Linked DNA regions of Mus musculus: region 2 is linked to region 1. The links are chromatin loops, found by intact Hi-C in ENCODE. Cell type or tissue: left cerebral cortex. All regions are shown on one strand. Each heading gives the region's core, and the rest is flanking DNA. Links, peaks and the distances in the headings are about the cores only.

What was found. Hi-C counts contacts between places; a loop is a spot of excess contacts. Peaks named below come from ENCODE experiments on the same cell type or tissue, not always from the same donor. Only the 100,000 strongest peaks of a DNase experiment are listed, where the experiment ranks them.
Region 2: it touches region 1 in a loop (2.1-fold over the local background); 2 of 42 quality-filtered maps call a loop at or near these places.

What each region holds. Positions count from the first base shown.
Region 1 is chr6:127,075,660-127,084,089 of GRCm38, forward strand. It overlaps Fgf23 (fibroblast growth factor 23), which reads left to right. Exons shown (of 3, transcript NM_022657.4): 2 at 2,481-2,584; 3 at 4,379-6,637. The coding sequence ends at 4,819. Among named protein-coding and RNA genes, the nearest start is that of Fgf23, 7.0 kb to the left of the region's middle. In left cerebral cortex, for the core only: a CTCF peak has its summit at 4,344; a DNase peak (open chromatin) is centred at 4,388; H3K4me3 peaks cover 1,147 bases; H3K27ac peaks cover 1,133 bases.
Region 2 is chr6:126,803,975-126,811,621 of GRCm38, forward strand. It overlaps the pseudogene Gm29788. Among named protein-coding and RNA genes, the nearest start is that of 1700018A23Rik, 14 kb to the right of the region's middle. In left cerebral cortex, for the core only: a CTCF peak has its summit at 3,005 (motif pointing right); DNase peaks (open chromatin) are centred at 4,454 and 4,808; H3K27ac peaks cover 1,376 bases.

The DNA.
Region 1 (8,430 bases), core at 1,868-6,867:
TATGAACAAGGCCAGCTTCCCACTCTCCATCAAACACAGAATTTGCAAAGAGCAGAAGAGGCTTGCTTATCACCCTTGCTTAGTAGCCCACTCTTTTCTTCTGGTGTGTGACTTAGCATGTGCTTGGCCAAGTGAACTTTTCTGCTAGCTTTTGTTGGTTTCATTAAAAAGCCCAAGCGCCCCCGGCCCTGGCCCCTGGAAGTCACTCCCTTACTCTGCAGTGAGTTTTCCACTAAGACTGGCCCTGCACTAGGGTCTGTACACTGTGCTCACTGTCTGCGGTGCTTCCAATTGTCAGGCAGGCTGGCATGATGTCAGGGTGTGGGAATGGTCAACTGTCAGGTCGGATATTTTAAAGTCATTAGCTCATTTGATGGTGGTAACCTTGCAAAACAGAATGGAACTGCTGTGTTATGCTCTGGTGACAGGAGCTGTGGCAAGGAGACTCCTGTGGCTTCAGGGTATTTAAGGAGCCACACAGGGGGCCATTACCCCTCCTGGGCACAGACACTTGTTTGTTTGTTTTTTTAGCACTTTCTCTTTTGAAGACCACAGTCGCAGGGCAGGAAGATGACACTGACCTGAGTTTGAATCCTGATTTGTCTCTTATAGATGCTTCAACAACTACTAAAATGATAATGATGTTAATTTTAACAAACTAACAGTTGTTCTGAGAATTTAAAATAATGTACTTAAAAGGGCACACATAAAAAACAAACAAACAAACAAACAAACAAACCAAAAAACCAAAAAACAAAAACAAAACAAAAAAAAAAGGAAAGGAAAGGAAAAAACAACTTTACTAAATGTAATCTCCTGTCCCCCATGTGATTGAGCCAAAAAGCTCTCAGGACATAAATTCCTCTGTATTTCATATGTATGTCTGGGTTTACATAAGATCAGACATATATCTGAGACATGTAGCCAGACATCATTTGGAAGAACACGTGTGGTACCTCTCCACAATTGCCAGTTTTCCAAAATGCTAACTCACAACAAATGAGTGTTCCTGATTGGTCCTCTTTGCCATCATCTTCCCAGACTCATGTCTACCCTCATTCCCTCTGAGCACACCAGCCAGCTTCGGTCTGTACCAGCTTCTGTAGTTAGGCAACATCTAACCTTCGCCTGCTCACTCCCCTTGAAAGTTTTTGTTTTGAGTCTACATGGGGTAGGAAAGAGGCCTTAGGCTTCAAATCACCTCATGATGCTTTACCATATGCTAGGCACAGACCGTGTTCTCTCAAGAAGGATTCGATTGCGGCAGGCTCCTTGGGGCTGTGAAATGAAGTTCCAACAGGCAGTTGGAAGTGTCCTCAAACATCTAAGTAAATTATTTTTAACAGAAAATGTCAAGTCTTGCTGAATCACCATTCATTTTAAAATACAGTGTGACTTAATCTTACATTTAGTACAGAATGCCCATTTAAAGGTGTTGGCTACTGTTTAAGTGAAGATGATACAAGCATGCGTCAGGCCTTAGTCAAAGGCAAGTTTTTAAGAGGGGCTATTGAAAGATGTCCAGGACCAGCATCTACAAAAAAAAAAAAAAAAAAAAAAAAAACAAAACTCCAAGTGAGAAAAGCACAAAGGACTGGGTCCAAAAAAGCAAATTTTATCTATCCCTGATATCTATTAAACATGGGGAAGGGCCCTGCTCCTCTGGAGAAAGGTTTTAGGCATGCAAATATGGTAAAGCCAGGTAAGGGGCACACACTGTAGTAACGGCAGGGGACGATGCTGAAGATGATAAGTTCTGATTAGGGAAATAAGAAGGCACAGAAATGGCTGCTGCTGGCCTTGAAGGTTAAGCAACTTCAACTGGCAGGGAAGAGAAATCAACTCTGAGCATACAGGTTGGGACAGTGGGGGTGGGGGAGAACCAGGCTCCATACAGCTGAGTCTTTGAATAAAATTCAACATAGATTTTAAAATCATAGAAACAGATGTCTTGGGTGCTGGAGAGATGGCTCAGCGGTTAAGAACACTGACTGCTCTTCCAAAGGTCCTGAGTTCAATTCCCAGCAACCACATGGTGGCTCACAACCACCTGTAAAGAGATCCGATGCCCTCTTCTGGTGTATCTGAAGACAGAGGCAGTGTACTTACATATAATAAAGTAAATAAATCTTTTTTAAAAAAAGACTTTAGAAACAGATGTCCTAGACAGACACAATGGCTGCCCCAAATACTAAAAGATACTAATCAGGCAAAGAGGGACATGGCAGCCAGGTGGAGGACGATCTGTGTGCTACACGGATACAGGATATTGGGAGATCAAGGTGTGCATGCAGTAGGATGAAGCAGGAGGTGTGTAAGTGTTGATGTTGGGGTTGGAGTCATAGAAATGAGAGGAACAGTTAGACAGGGAGGAGCTGTGTAATGCCATCCCCACAGAGAGGTGTCTCTGAGGTGTCTTTTCAGAAAGCATTTCAAGGAAGGGACGACTGCGCATTTTGACCTGAGAGGTCCTCTTACAGGTGCCCTGATGATTACATCAGAGGACGCCGGCTCTGTGGTGATAACAGGAGCCATGACTCGAAGGTTCCTTTGTATGGATCTCCACGGCAACATTTTTGGATCGGTGAGTTTCTCTATGTATTGGTCATCACATTATGATGACTATATTTCTCTCTCTCTCTCTCTCTCTCTCTCTCTCTCTCTCTCTCTCTCTCTCTCTCTCTCTCTCTCTCTCTAAGATTTGATTTTTAAAATTGTATGTTTATGCGTAGGAACTGAACTCTGGGACAGGAGAACCTACACCCTCTTAATCTCTAAGCCATCTCTCCATCCCTTACTGTATTTCTTATCAGGGCTTTAGAGATTCCATTTACAGTGCCCCTTGGTCTTTCAGTCTCAGTAGGAAATGCTCAAGATTTCACAGCCGGGGTTTGGAGTGAGGCTCTGGGCCCTGCCCCCTATAGCCCATTCTTGCGTGGCATACAGTCCCTAGTATGTTGTGAGTTCTAAAGCCACATCAATTCATGCTTTTAATTTATACACTAGAAAGGGTGAGAGGCTCTTGGGGGTCTTCTCAGTTCTGTTACCAACTGGGACTTCAGGTAACTGAAGTGAAATGAACAACGTGACCTGTAGCTCTCCCTCCTATTAATGACCTCCAATTAATTTCCTGTGCCTCCGGGGTGGTAGCTGGTCCTTCAGATCATAAATCAAGGTTTTCTGACCCTAAAGGTAATTATAGTCCCAATAATGTTGAGGTAGAAACGAAGAAGGACTGGGTGACTCAGGAATCTCTTTTCAATGCCCACACCAAGGTTCCTGAGGTAAAAGTTGTCTGTTTTGTTACTGCTGTGCACCTCCCAGCAACTAGATAGAACACCATCTGACCAGGGTAGATAGGTAGCTACACACACAGAAAGCTCTCACCTCTACAATTCTTTGTGCAGTTTAAGAAACAAATGTAGTGTTTAAAGATCCAGGTAGGCACTCAATAAAACTCGGTACTAATGGGCAAATAAGGTTCAGATCCAGAATATCTGTTAGCAAGTTCCTGTCCCCGATCTCCAACCTACACTATGTCTTGATCTCAGTACCCCCACTTCTTTTTGACCCTTCAAAGTCCATCCCAATTCCAGCCTCTAGGCAAAGAGACAAGCCACAACCACCTTCCAGCCAGCAGAATTTTAAAAGGTATACAACCCAGGCCCAGTAGCTCGAACTGTCAATCCCAGCTACTTGGTTGTCTGAGGCAGGAGAACTGAAAGTTCGAGGTCTCCCTCTACACATCAGAACTCACGACCATTTTGGATAACTGTGAGGTTCTGCCTCAAAAAAAAGAAAGGAAGGAAGGAAGGAAGGAAGGAAGAAGAGGAAAGAAAAAAGAAAAGAAAGAAAGAAGAAAGGAAGGAAGGGAGGAGAAAAAAGAAAGAAAAAGAAGAAAGAAGAAAAGAAAACACAAAGGAGCAAAGATAAAAGCTGGGAATGTATCTCAGTGGTAAAGTACTTTCATAGCGTCGGTGAAATCTAGTCAAACCCCGGGAAGGAGATAGAGGGACGAGGGGGCAGGGGTTGAAGATGAATGTTAGTCTAGTCCTCCCTGCAGATAATAGAGACAGACAGAGATATAAACAGAATGAATGGATATGAATATGAATGAGAATAGGAATGTTTAGTTCTCCCTGCGGCGGGCACTGAACAAGAAGAACGTCATCAGGTCTTTCTAGGCACTGCCCCAGCAAGCTGGGCACGCTAGCCCAAGGTCTCCCGGAAGTGCCCTCCAGAGCCCTAATAGCAGCCACTCTCCTGAAGCCTGAGCCAAGTTCAGCTCTTTCCTAAGAGGGAGGTGCAGAGCTGGGCTGAGCATCACCCCCTAGCGGAGCGCCGGCCCTCAACTTCTTGTGTTTCCTTTCTCTTACAGCTTCACTTCAGCCCAGAGAATTGCAAGTTCCGCCAGTGGACGCTGGAGAATGGCTATGACGTCTACTTGTCGCAGAAGCATCACTACCTGGTGAGCCTGGGCCGCGCCAAGCGCATCTTCCAGCCGGGCACCAACCCGCCGCCCTTCTCCCAGTTCCTGGCTCGCAGGAACGAGGTCCCGCTGCTGCATTTCTACACTGTTCGCCCACGGCGCCACACGCGCAGCGCCGAGGACCCACCGGAGCGCGACCCACTGAACGTGCTCAAGCCGCGGCCCCGCGCCACGCCTGTGCCTGTATCCTGCTCTCGCGAGCTGCCGAGCGCAGAGGAAGGTGGCCCCGCAGCCAGCGATCCTCTGGGGGTGCTGCGCAGAGGCCGTGGAGATGCTCGCGGGGGCGCGGGAGGCGCGGATAGGTGTCGCCCCTTTCCCAGGTTCGTCTAGGTCCCCAGGCCAGGCTGCGTCCGCCTCCATCCTCCAGTCGGTTCAGCCCACGTAGAGGAAGGACTAGGGTACCTCGAGGATGTCTGCTTCTCTCCCTTCCCTATGGGCCTGAGAGTCACCTGCGAGGTTCCAGCCAGGCACCGCTATTCAGAATTAAGAGCCAACGGTGGGAGGCTGGAGAGGTGGCGCAGACAGTTCTCAGCACCCACAAATACCTGTAATTCTAGCTCCAGGGGAATCTGTACTCACACACACACACATCCACACACACACACACACACATACATGTAATTTTAAATGTTAATCTGATTTAAAGACCCCAACAGGTAAACTAGACACGAAGCTCTTTTTATTTTATTTTACTAACAGGTAAACCAGACACTTGGCCTTTATTAGCCGGGTCTCTTGCCTAGCATTTTAATCGATCAGTTAGCACGAGGAAAGAGTTCACGCCTTGAACACAGGGAAGAGGCCATCTCTGCAGCTTCTAGTTACTATTCTGGGATTCACGGGTGTTTGAGTTTGAGCACCTTGACCTTAATGTCTTCACTAGGCAAGTCGAAGAAAGACGCGCATTTCTTCTCTTTGGGAAGAGCTTTGGATTGGCGGGAGGCTGACAAGGACACCTAAACCGAACACATTTCAGAGTTCAGCCTCCCTGAGGAATGATTCGCCAATGATTCTGTGATAGGACCAGTCAGTAGCTTTTGAATTTGCCCTGGCTCAGCAAAGTCTACCTTGCTAGGGTGTTTTGCAAAATGCAAACGCTCGAACTCTCTCTAAAGAGGCATTTTTAGTGAAAGCCTCCGCTAGCAGGTTGACTTGTAATATATTCTAAGCGAATGTGCCCGGGGTGGGGGTGGAGGTGGGGTGGGGGAGAAGGGTCCTTGAGACCTCGGATTGTTCTAGGTTAGGGTTTCTGTGAAGAGGAAAGGGAAAAAAGAGGTTTTTTTTTTTTTGTTTTGTTTTGTTTTTTTGTTTTTTTGTTTTTTTTAAGTTTGTTTTTGTTTTCCTAAGTAAAATGGGATCCAGGATTAGCTAGGTAGAGTCAGGGGAGGACTCCTGCAGGAGCTAACCCCAAAATGGCAGCTACTCTTGGGAACTTTTAGGGCATTAAACAAAGACATCTTTCATTTGTCCCAGAAACTCCAGGGCTGTCCTGGGGTGAGCATAGCCTCACAGTGAACAGCAAGAAGTGTTAGGCAGGCTTTAAGGTTCTCCCCGCTTCTGCACCTTAGCTGGTAATCGACTTCAACAAAGGGCACCTCCTGTCTACCTCTATTTAAATGAGAATCAGAAGGGCACAGTAATGGCCCAGTCCTTCAGACAGCTTTGAGTTTTCCACTGTCTTCCTGTACACAGCCTTAGAAATGGATCCACTGCTCTTGCTTGTCAGATGAACAGCAGGCAACAATAGCAGGCAACTCGGCCAGTTCCACCCCTGAAGTACTAACGCTGTGCACAGCAGTAGATGCCATGAACCCCAACCCTTTTCCGCACTGGCTTTCACTTCCCATTGGGGTACTAGCCTGTACACCAGCTACCAGAAGCCTCCCCACTGAGGCAACCACGTGGGAAACCCCAGAAAGAACTTGAGTAGCAAACTGGCTGTAAACTCACAAGCCCAGAACCACCGCGGGGCTTTCTTTTTTGGCAGAGCCAAGGTCATCTTGTAATTCCTTAGGTCCCTTCACATGTGGCAATATTTATTTATTTATTTGAAAGATTTTTGCCTATCACTCTATATTTATAGTTATTTATAAAATCTAACCCCACTTCTGTCCTTGTGTTTTAAATAAAAATAAGACTTCTCTCAGCTTCTGTCTCTTGTCCTCTTTGTGTGACTGCATAAATGCATGTTGAGACACACGAGTAAAATTGGAAAATCTGGGGGAAACAGAATAGGAAAAGGAAAAAGAATTTGAAAAAGACACACTGGCATAACCATACTGAAATCTCAGTTAACCAGACATAAATCGTATTAATCTTCAGTTAACCAGATACACATCATAGTAGCATTCCTTCACTATTAACATAGAGTGGGCCTGATCAATTTATGAAGATAAAAGGTTTGAGCCACACTTTAGAAGGTCTAGTCCACAACGCAGAAGGCAGCTGCTCTCAGGTCTGTGGCAGCTCATCAGCACATTGTGGTGGGAACCTGTGGCAGAGGAAAGCCACTTACTTGCAGAAAAAGAGGCTGAGGCCCAACTAGTCTGTACACCCCCAGTGACCTAAGGACCTCTCACGAAGCCCCACCTCTTACCTTACCTCCCACCAGCACCACCGGCTGGTGACCAGACCTTCCACATGTGAGGGGAGGTAAGCTCTAAACTACAGCATATGTCCTTAATAGACAGTGTTACTCCCATGTGAGACAAGGCAGCAGGATTGCTGGGTGACACTTTTCCTGGGGAGTTGTGAACAAATGACCGCTCGCTCCATTTGGGAAACAGAATTGACAAAAGTTCAAAGTACAGATTCTATCAGAGTTCAGCTTGGTGAACAACGCGTTTATCGGGGTTACTAACAGGAATAAGGATGAGGACTCAAATGCAGGGGAATAAATGGCTTAGCTGCCACCAAAGCCAGCATGGGTGAGAACTGAAAGCTGGACTCCTGGAGCTTCCTGCTCAGCCTGAAGGCAGCTCTGCAGTTTGGAGAATACCCTTGAAAAAGCTGGTCTGGTCTGGGTTTTGAGCCTGGGGAGTCATTGGTTAGAACGACCTATTTGGAGATCCTTCATGAGGACAAAGGATGTACCATCTCATAAACAATACTTCATCCAGGTGCCACCCTTACACCGATGGGATATTGTTATGCAGTATTTGCATAAAACAGGGAAGGCATGTTGGAGCCTGCTATAGTTTAGATTTGAATGAATACCCTAGTAGGAGGGGGTGAGACCTTTGGGAGGGTTTAGATAGGTCACTGGTACGGTATCTTTGAAGGGACGATGGACTCCAGGTCCTTGCCTGCATGTTTTGCTTCTTAGCTTAAGGAGAGAAGTTCCACTCTGCCCATGCCTTGCCACCAACAGTTGCTTCACCCCAGGCCTCCAACCACAGGGTTATGTGGTCCTGGGTTAGCACCTCTAGAATGGTAAGCAAAAATGAAGCTTTTTTTCTTTGTAAGTTGATTGGTTCAGGTATTTCTTTTCTTTCTTTCTTTCTTTTTGTTTTGTTTTGTTTTGTTTTGTTTTGTTTTGTTTTTTCGAGACAGGGTTTCTCTGGCTGTCCTGGAAATCACTCTGTAGACCAGGCTGGCCTCAAACTCAGAAAGCTGCCTGCCTCTGCCTCCCAAGTGCTGGGATTAAAGGCGTGTGCTACCACACCCAGCTCAGGTATTTCTTAACAGTAGCACAAAACCAGCAGTTCTGTCCATTGCTTTCCCAGACTGGTGAGTGTTCCATCTGTCCTTCTGTAGCTAGCCGATCATTAAACCTGGGTATATTCACCTAGGAAGACCCATTTCACGTAAGGTACAGCTTACGAGATACACAACCTCTGTGCATTAACTCATAAACTCATTATGTGTAAACATGAATGTGCATATACGCAAATGCACATACTACAACATATATTTACCTCTTCTAAAAAAAAAACCAAACA
Region 2 (7,647 bases), core at 1,095-6,094, 270 kb before region 1:
TATATATATATATATATATATTTGTAACAGCTGGACTAGCCAGCTCCTAAAATCAACACTTACGTGGCTACAGCACTAAAATTTGCATGGTTTTATCTTTCTTTCATTCATTCATTCATTCATTCACTTACTTACTTACCTTTCTATTCATTCTGTAGTGGAGATTCGCTCATACTGCAGCACACGTGTGGAAGACAGGGAAAACCCACAGGGAGCCAGTTCTCTCCTTCCACTGTGTGGTTTCCTGGGGAGTGAACTGGGGTCCTCCAGCTTGAAGGCAAGCAACTTTGTCCACTGAGCCATCCTGCTGACCCTTGGAGCCATTCTGCTCCATTTGACAGCATTCCCTCTATCTATGCATAGTGGCGTGTGCAAGCCCACACACCTTCCTGCCACAATAATTCTAACTAGAATAAGTTAACAGAGACGTAATTTGATTCCAGGCCCAAGTGAGAATGATACTTGATTAGTCACATGACGGTGGCAGTTGGGACAATAGGGAGCTTTGGCTTTTCTCCATGTATCTGCTGATCTTGCTTGTACTGTCAGCGTTATTGCCCCACTACAGAGTCTTGAATTAAGGTTTACGCCCCCCCCCCCCAGGGAGCACAGGATTATAGATATAGGGTTATAGATATAGGGCTGAGGAGGTCTTTTGAGGTCTTCCATCTCAACCCTTGCCTTGCATCAGCTCCATGAAGAGGCTGAGTCCCAGAGAAGTGAGAGGTCTTGTCTAAGGTCCCCTCAGACAGGACCAAGTGGGATCTGGACCTTCAGGTATCCAGGGTACATGTCTGGGTCTCCCTTTTCTTAGCAGCAGAACCAGGGTGCAAGTTGAGACCCATCTCCACAACCAGAAATGAATGAAACTAGGTCTCATTCATGATTTCCAGGGAAATTTCTCTCGCTCTGTAAAATGTGTTCTCCGTTCTCATTTAATCAGTTACACTGGTAGACTGGAGATGCTTGTGAGTGAAGAGAAGTGTTTCCTCGGGGGCTGAGTTTTCAGCTCTGCCCTCTCTCTTTGTCTCTCCTTAGTGACCTCAAGCTCAAACAACCTTCTCATCTGTCTCGCCTTTAAAGATGGCCACGAAGAGAGCAGAGGCCTGCCACTTCAAAAGTCCAACACAATCTAAGGTCCGTCCTTATCATTAGCCCACATCTCTGCCTTTGTAATTTAATGCTGGTTTCTTTTTATTTGCTACCCAAAATTGGTAGCACTAAGAAATCACGTTGGCCGTCCTTCGTAGCACAATTATAATCATCAACAGCCACAGTTTGCCTATAAAAAAAAACAAAAAGTAAATCTTGGAGATCTAACAATACTTTAGGATGGATCTTTTAAGACAAGAAACTGGGGTTGTGAATTTAGAAGGCAAACCCTCAGACCCATCATGACTGTGCACCCCAGTGGCGAAGCTGACAAGCCTGCCTGGGTCTCAACCCTCTGGTCTCTATCACGGTGCATTTTCAGAGCATAGGTGACTTTGGAGTCCCACGGTTTTGTGCCTGACCCCCAATCTACACTGACCTATCATGCAATTTGGGCACACAGTGCTTTTCTGTGTCTTTGTATCCTTCCTTGCACAACTGAGATGATGAGCTGTCCTCCTGGCTTCATGAAGTTTAAATAAGCCCAGCACAGATAGACCCTTACTAAATTATCCTTTATTTTCCCCTCCCGAAAGCACTCCCCATGTTCCAAACTCCTAATTGCTAACTCCATGACCAATGGAAATCATGGTTTTTCATCCTTCCCTCAGAATGCTCCCCGTGGGAGCTGAAGTCATCCACAGGATGATCTTCTTCAGCAGTTGGGGTGGGGTCGGTTGGTGATGCTGGTGACCGTCCTCTCGATGGTGGATAGAGCATCCTTCATGAATATGAGGATGGCCCTGAGTGATGGCAGCCAGACAGCATTTGATTTCTGAAGGCACCTGTAAGACACCATTCTTTGTAACCCATTATTCTTTATGACACTGCTAGCCAGTCTTCCTTTCCTCACTAAATCTCAAACTCTGTAGGTGAGGGGAAAAAAAAATCTCAGAACTTTATCCAAGAAGCAAAATGGTTTTATATCTATTTGTTCAAAAGGGTTCTGCTCAGACAGAGGCAATCCATCACTTTTTCATTCACCCCAGACATCACGTTGAACAGCAGATGCCTAGGATTTAGTATCTGTGTAACTACGGCCTTAGATCTATTGACCAACCCTTGTTTTTAAAAAACACGATTTATTGAGAAATAAGTTACATGCAATAGCCTGTTTAAAAGCAGGTTTGTGAATCTGAGAGTTGAGTAACTGTTAGCGTTAGTTTTAGAGGTCACAGGTCAAGTGCCTTCCTCAATTCCTTTCAACCTGGTTTTATCGATACAGGAATTCTAAATAAACATGAAGCTTTTTAATTAGGCTAAGCTTGTTGGCCAGTGGGAATCCATCTGTATCCACCTACTGCAGACATGCTGGGGCTCCGAGCTCAGGTCCTCAAGCAAGCCCTTTACCCACCAACCATCTCCCCAGCCTCTAATTTTAGAAAATGTCATCACATATAAAGAAAGCCTAGAGTGTTACCAGTTATTTGATACTTTTTCCTGACCCATTCTGTCCATGCCTCCCTAGGCCATAGACATAGACTAACGGTTTTCTGTTTTGACAGACTTACCTGCTCTGGATCTTTCATGTAAACAGAAACAAGTTATATATCCTACAGGCATAAAATTATTATCAGGGTTGCATTAGGTACCAATAGCTTTCCTTGTGTGGTCAAAAACATTGCATTGAAGAGATCTAACATACACTGTTTATCCATTTGCCAGCTAATGGGTTTTGAATATATTTAGGGTACTTTTCCTTTGGGGTAATTGTAAACAACAATTAGAGAAACATACTTAAGCAAGCTTCTTTTTAAAAATTATTTATTTTCATTTTATATGTATGAGTGTTTGCCTGCAACTATGTATGTGTACCGTATTCACGCAGTACCTGCAGAGGCCAGCAGAGGGTGTCAGATCCCCGGAAATGGAGTTAGAGATGGTTGTGAATGTCAGCATAGATGCTGAGAACAAAATCTGGCTCTTAAATGCTGAGCCATCTCTCCAGCTCATGAGCAAACTCCTTTACTGGAATGTTCTCATTTCTCATATATAAAGTGTAAAAAGCCACATGAAAGTGCTCAGTCTATGAGAGACCACATGTACAAACATGGCTCCCATAACATTAGGCCGCCCAATGATGTCTCAGCTGTCTTAGTTTATGTAAACACACTTTGTGTTTGTACTATGACAAAAATGTCTTAATATTACCTTCCCCAGAACTCAGCCTATCATTAAGTGACATCTGACTTTAATTAGGGTCTCCAAAGCAAACCGGAAATGTGAAGGTTGGAAGATTGAGTGAAAGATTTTTTAAAGTACAATCTGAAGAAATTATGGCACATGGCTTTGTTCTTTTTTTTGTTTGTTTTATTTATTTATTTATTTATTTATTTATTTTCCAAAACAGAGTTTCTCTGTATAGCCCTGGCTGTCCTGGAACTCACTTTGTAGACCAGGCTGGCCTCAAACTCAGAAATCCGCCTGCCTCTGCCTCCCCAGTGCTGGGATTAAAGGCGTGCGCCACCATGCCGGGCGGCTTTGCTCTTTTAAGCCTAGCATCCTAGAAGTTGACCTGGGTCGGAGTGGCTTACTAGTCACACTACTCAGAAGTTAGGGTGATGGCCTGAGTACCCGGAGGTTTCTGCTGCCCTTTGATGGGTTTGTGTATAGGCTAAGAAATGGCTCTCAGTCTTTCTCTTGGGGTCATCTGTTTGCTCCTGAGTGGGTCCAGGCCAGTTGCTTGCAAACCAACATGGCAGGCATATGATACCATGGGATTCTTTGTGTGTCTTCCCAGCTTCTGTTAAATGTCTGAATGTTCCGCATTGTGCAGGCTACTGGTTATATCATGAGCTTTGAGTTTCCTCTGAAATTCTCCACCAAGAATGCATGGTTAGCTGGGAATGACAGCACACACCTTTAATCTCAGCCCTGGGGAGGCAGAGACCAATGGATCTCTGTGAGTTCCGAGAAGTCCCAGCCTACACAGAGAGTAGACAGCCAGAGAGCTACAGAAAGAGACCCTGATTTAAAAACCGTTCCAAATAAGGCTAGTTCCTTAGAAAGATCAGGGAAGATTTTTGCCTTGAATTACTTTCTGGACGGAGCTTCCTCCTCTGTACTCAGTGGTCAGGGGTATAGGGAGCAGCTCATTTTCTTCCTGAGCTAGTGTGACACGTGATTCTATAAGCAGACACAAAGGACAGGAAGGTGGGAGGTAGGAAGTAGAGCCTGGGCTTCCTCCGGATATTAGCGTTCCAGGATAGAACTTCCTCTGTGTAAGCAATCTGGGCAAGAGACAGCTGCAACCCTGCATTCTGGGTCTGGTGCAGTTGGAGTTGAAACCTCAGAGCAGGAGTGAGGTGGAGAGCATCAGGGGATGGAGGAAGGAGGAGGTGAGGAGAGTGGGAATCACAGCTGCTTCTGCTGCCTCCACAGGTGGAGGACTTGAATCTCAGTGATGGGTGTGGGTGGGGAAGGCGGCTGATTGCTGTTGGCTTGCCCTTCCCAGGGGTGAAACCACAGCCCTATGGGAAATGCAGTGGCAAGACCCCCTTGAACATCCTACCCAGAGTAGAGAACTTGGCATAGACTATTCTCTAGAACTAGGGGGCGGGGGCGGGGGCAGGGCACACGGAGAAAACAGCCGCTCATATGCCACAGACTCCCACTGAGCCTTGTTGAGATTGAGATTTAGAAAATGTTCTTGCCAGGATGATTCTCCATTTGCTGTGTATCCTTGAGACGATTGCTGAAAATGTTGCCTGGTGTATCATTTTCTCCAGGCAGATGGTTTTGTTTTGGAAGAGAAAGATGCTTCAGCGATCTGCCACTCTGGAAGGAAATCTCAATCCACGCTTAAAAATTAAAATGGTTGTCGATTTTGTATTTTTTTTTTTAGATTTATTTATTTTATTATATGTAAGTACCATAGCTGTCTTCAGACACTCCAGAAGAAGGCATCAGATCTCATTACGGATGGTTGTGAGCCACCATGTGGTTGCTGGGAATTGAACTCAGGACCTTCGGAAGAGCAGTCAGTGCTCTTAACCACTGAGCCATCTCGCCAGCCCGATTTTGTATTTTTAATATCCACCTTTGTGGAGCCTCTGGTTGTATTACAAACCTTTCTCACTGATATGACAAGGTATCCAGCAGAGGCGACTTAGGGGAAGCAAGGTTCATCTGTGCTCAGGGTCCAGGAGGGTCCGTCCATCATGGCAGGGCACAGCAGAGGTTGTGACAGCAGGGACAAGTGACTGGGACTCCCACACGCCACAGACCAGGAAGCAGAGCAGGGGCTGCTGAACCTACTCCGTTTCTCCTCCCCTCCCGCAGGTTTTTACTCAGTTCTGGAAGCCAGCTCAAGGAGGGAGGGGGAGTGGAGGGGCGGGGAAGGAAGGAAGAATGGAAGTTGCAATTCAATAACAAAAAATAATATGCTCAAGTAGACACTCCTGGAAAAAGACATGCAAATGAGTAATGAGTACATAAAAAGATGTTCAACATCATTAGGTCTAAAATTTTAGATAATAAAATAAAAAAAAAACCACAATGAGATTCATCTCACAACCAATAAGTTAATAGCTCAACACACACACAATAACGTGTTGGCGAATATGTGGACAAATCCCAGGAGCCTGGGATTACCCATCATTGGTGGCATGCTTTTGTACATTCACAAGGCCCTGGGTTCAACGCCCAAACCAGACCTGGCTTCTGCCAGGCAGGGTGGTCCGCCCCAGTAATCACCAACTCTTGGAGGCAGAGATCTATGTAGCTCAGAACATAACGCCTTGATTTCCTGGTTCTCCTTCAAAAACAAAAGGCAAGCAACAAGAATCTGCTCAACCCTGTGGGACAGAATATAACTAATTATGTAGCCCCATTTAGGAAACAGGCGGGCAGGCCCTCAAAAGGCTAAAAACAGAGTTACCATACAACACAGCAACTCTGCTACAACGTCTACAAAATGAAGACCTCCATTTGTTCTCATATGGCCTTGCACAGGAAACAACCCTCCTTGAGACCACACCCATGCTTTGGGGTGTGTCTCGGTTGCCTCTTTCCCCCTTAACCTTCATGTTTGTGTATTAGTACGTGTATATCAAACCCTAACTCCAATTCATTAAAAGGCAAAACATAAGGCCAGGCGTGGTGGTGCACACCTTTAATCCCTGCACTTGGGAGATAGAGGCAGGCGGATTTCTGAGTTCAAGGCCAGCCTGGTCTACAGCATGAGTTCCAGGAGAGCCAGGGCTACACAGAGAAACCCTGTCTCGAAAAAAACAAATAATAATAATAATAACAATAACAAATAAAATAAAAGGCAAAACATGACAGCGTTATTCACAGTAGCCCAGACCTGAAAACAAGGAACCAGCCATCAGCTAATGACTAAAGGGTAACCGCCACATATCAATATAAAAGGGTACTCCCTGGCATCACGGGTGTCAAGGATGCTGCGGTTACAGGGCAACTAGTTACTGAAGAACACGTTGCGAACCAACTCGAGGAATAAGTCCTGGGCCTCTCTCTGCTGAGCCTCTGAGAGCCCCTTGTCCCATTGCTGGAAGTGTGTGTTCTTCCCCCAGCCTTGAGCAGGCTGCCTCAAACCTAGCTTGCCACAGCCAGCTAGCCCATCTAGGGTGGAGTCTTCCAACCTAGGTAAAGTCTATTGTCCTGCCACATCTGTGGTTTCCTCCAAGATGCCACTACTGCTGAGAGACTGAACCTGTCTTCCTGATGTGATCCTGACAAAGCAATGAGATGCTGGCCTGGTGGGGGATGGGTGGTCCCCACCCCTTTATAAGCTCACACTCATAAGTCAACATTGGCCTTGATCAGAGAACTTTGTCTTGGCTCCTTATTTCTCTCGAAGCCTTTCCCATCCAAACCCCCATCTTTGCTTTCAGGAACTCAGTACCCCGTGGTCGCTGGCAGCTACACGAGTGCACTGCGAATCCCACAAATCTCTTGAAACCTCAAAGATCAACCCCTGAGACACAGCTCCTCCAACAGCAGCGCTACAGCCTCCAATCCCTCCCAAATAGTTCCACCAACTGGTAACAAGATACTCAAAACCCTATTTGAGCCATTAGTATTCAAAGTGCTATAATCACTACCACCAACATCCCTAGATGTCACAACCATAAGCGTATTAATGAAATAATTTGTAGTGATTGATAGGTTAATTATGGTAACTCTGGTCTATAGATTAGACCACCACAGGCATCCAGAGAGTGCTGGAAAGGGTATGGGTTGTTTAAGAAATTAAGTTCATTACTCACTAGTTAGGGAAACTAAAGCAATTTAGTTTACCTCTCTGAACTATTTTTCTTATCTATAAAATGAGAGTTTATAACACCGACTAGGATTTGGGATATAGCTCAGTGGTTTGTGTTTGCCTAGCATGGGCAAGGGCCTAGGTTGGAGCCCTAGTGCTACAATAAACAGGCAAACAAGCTAGGCACAGTGAGGTTTTCCCTGAATCCTGGCACTCGAGAGGCTGAGGCAGGATGACTGCCACAAGTTCGGGGTTATCTGGGACTA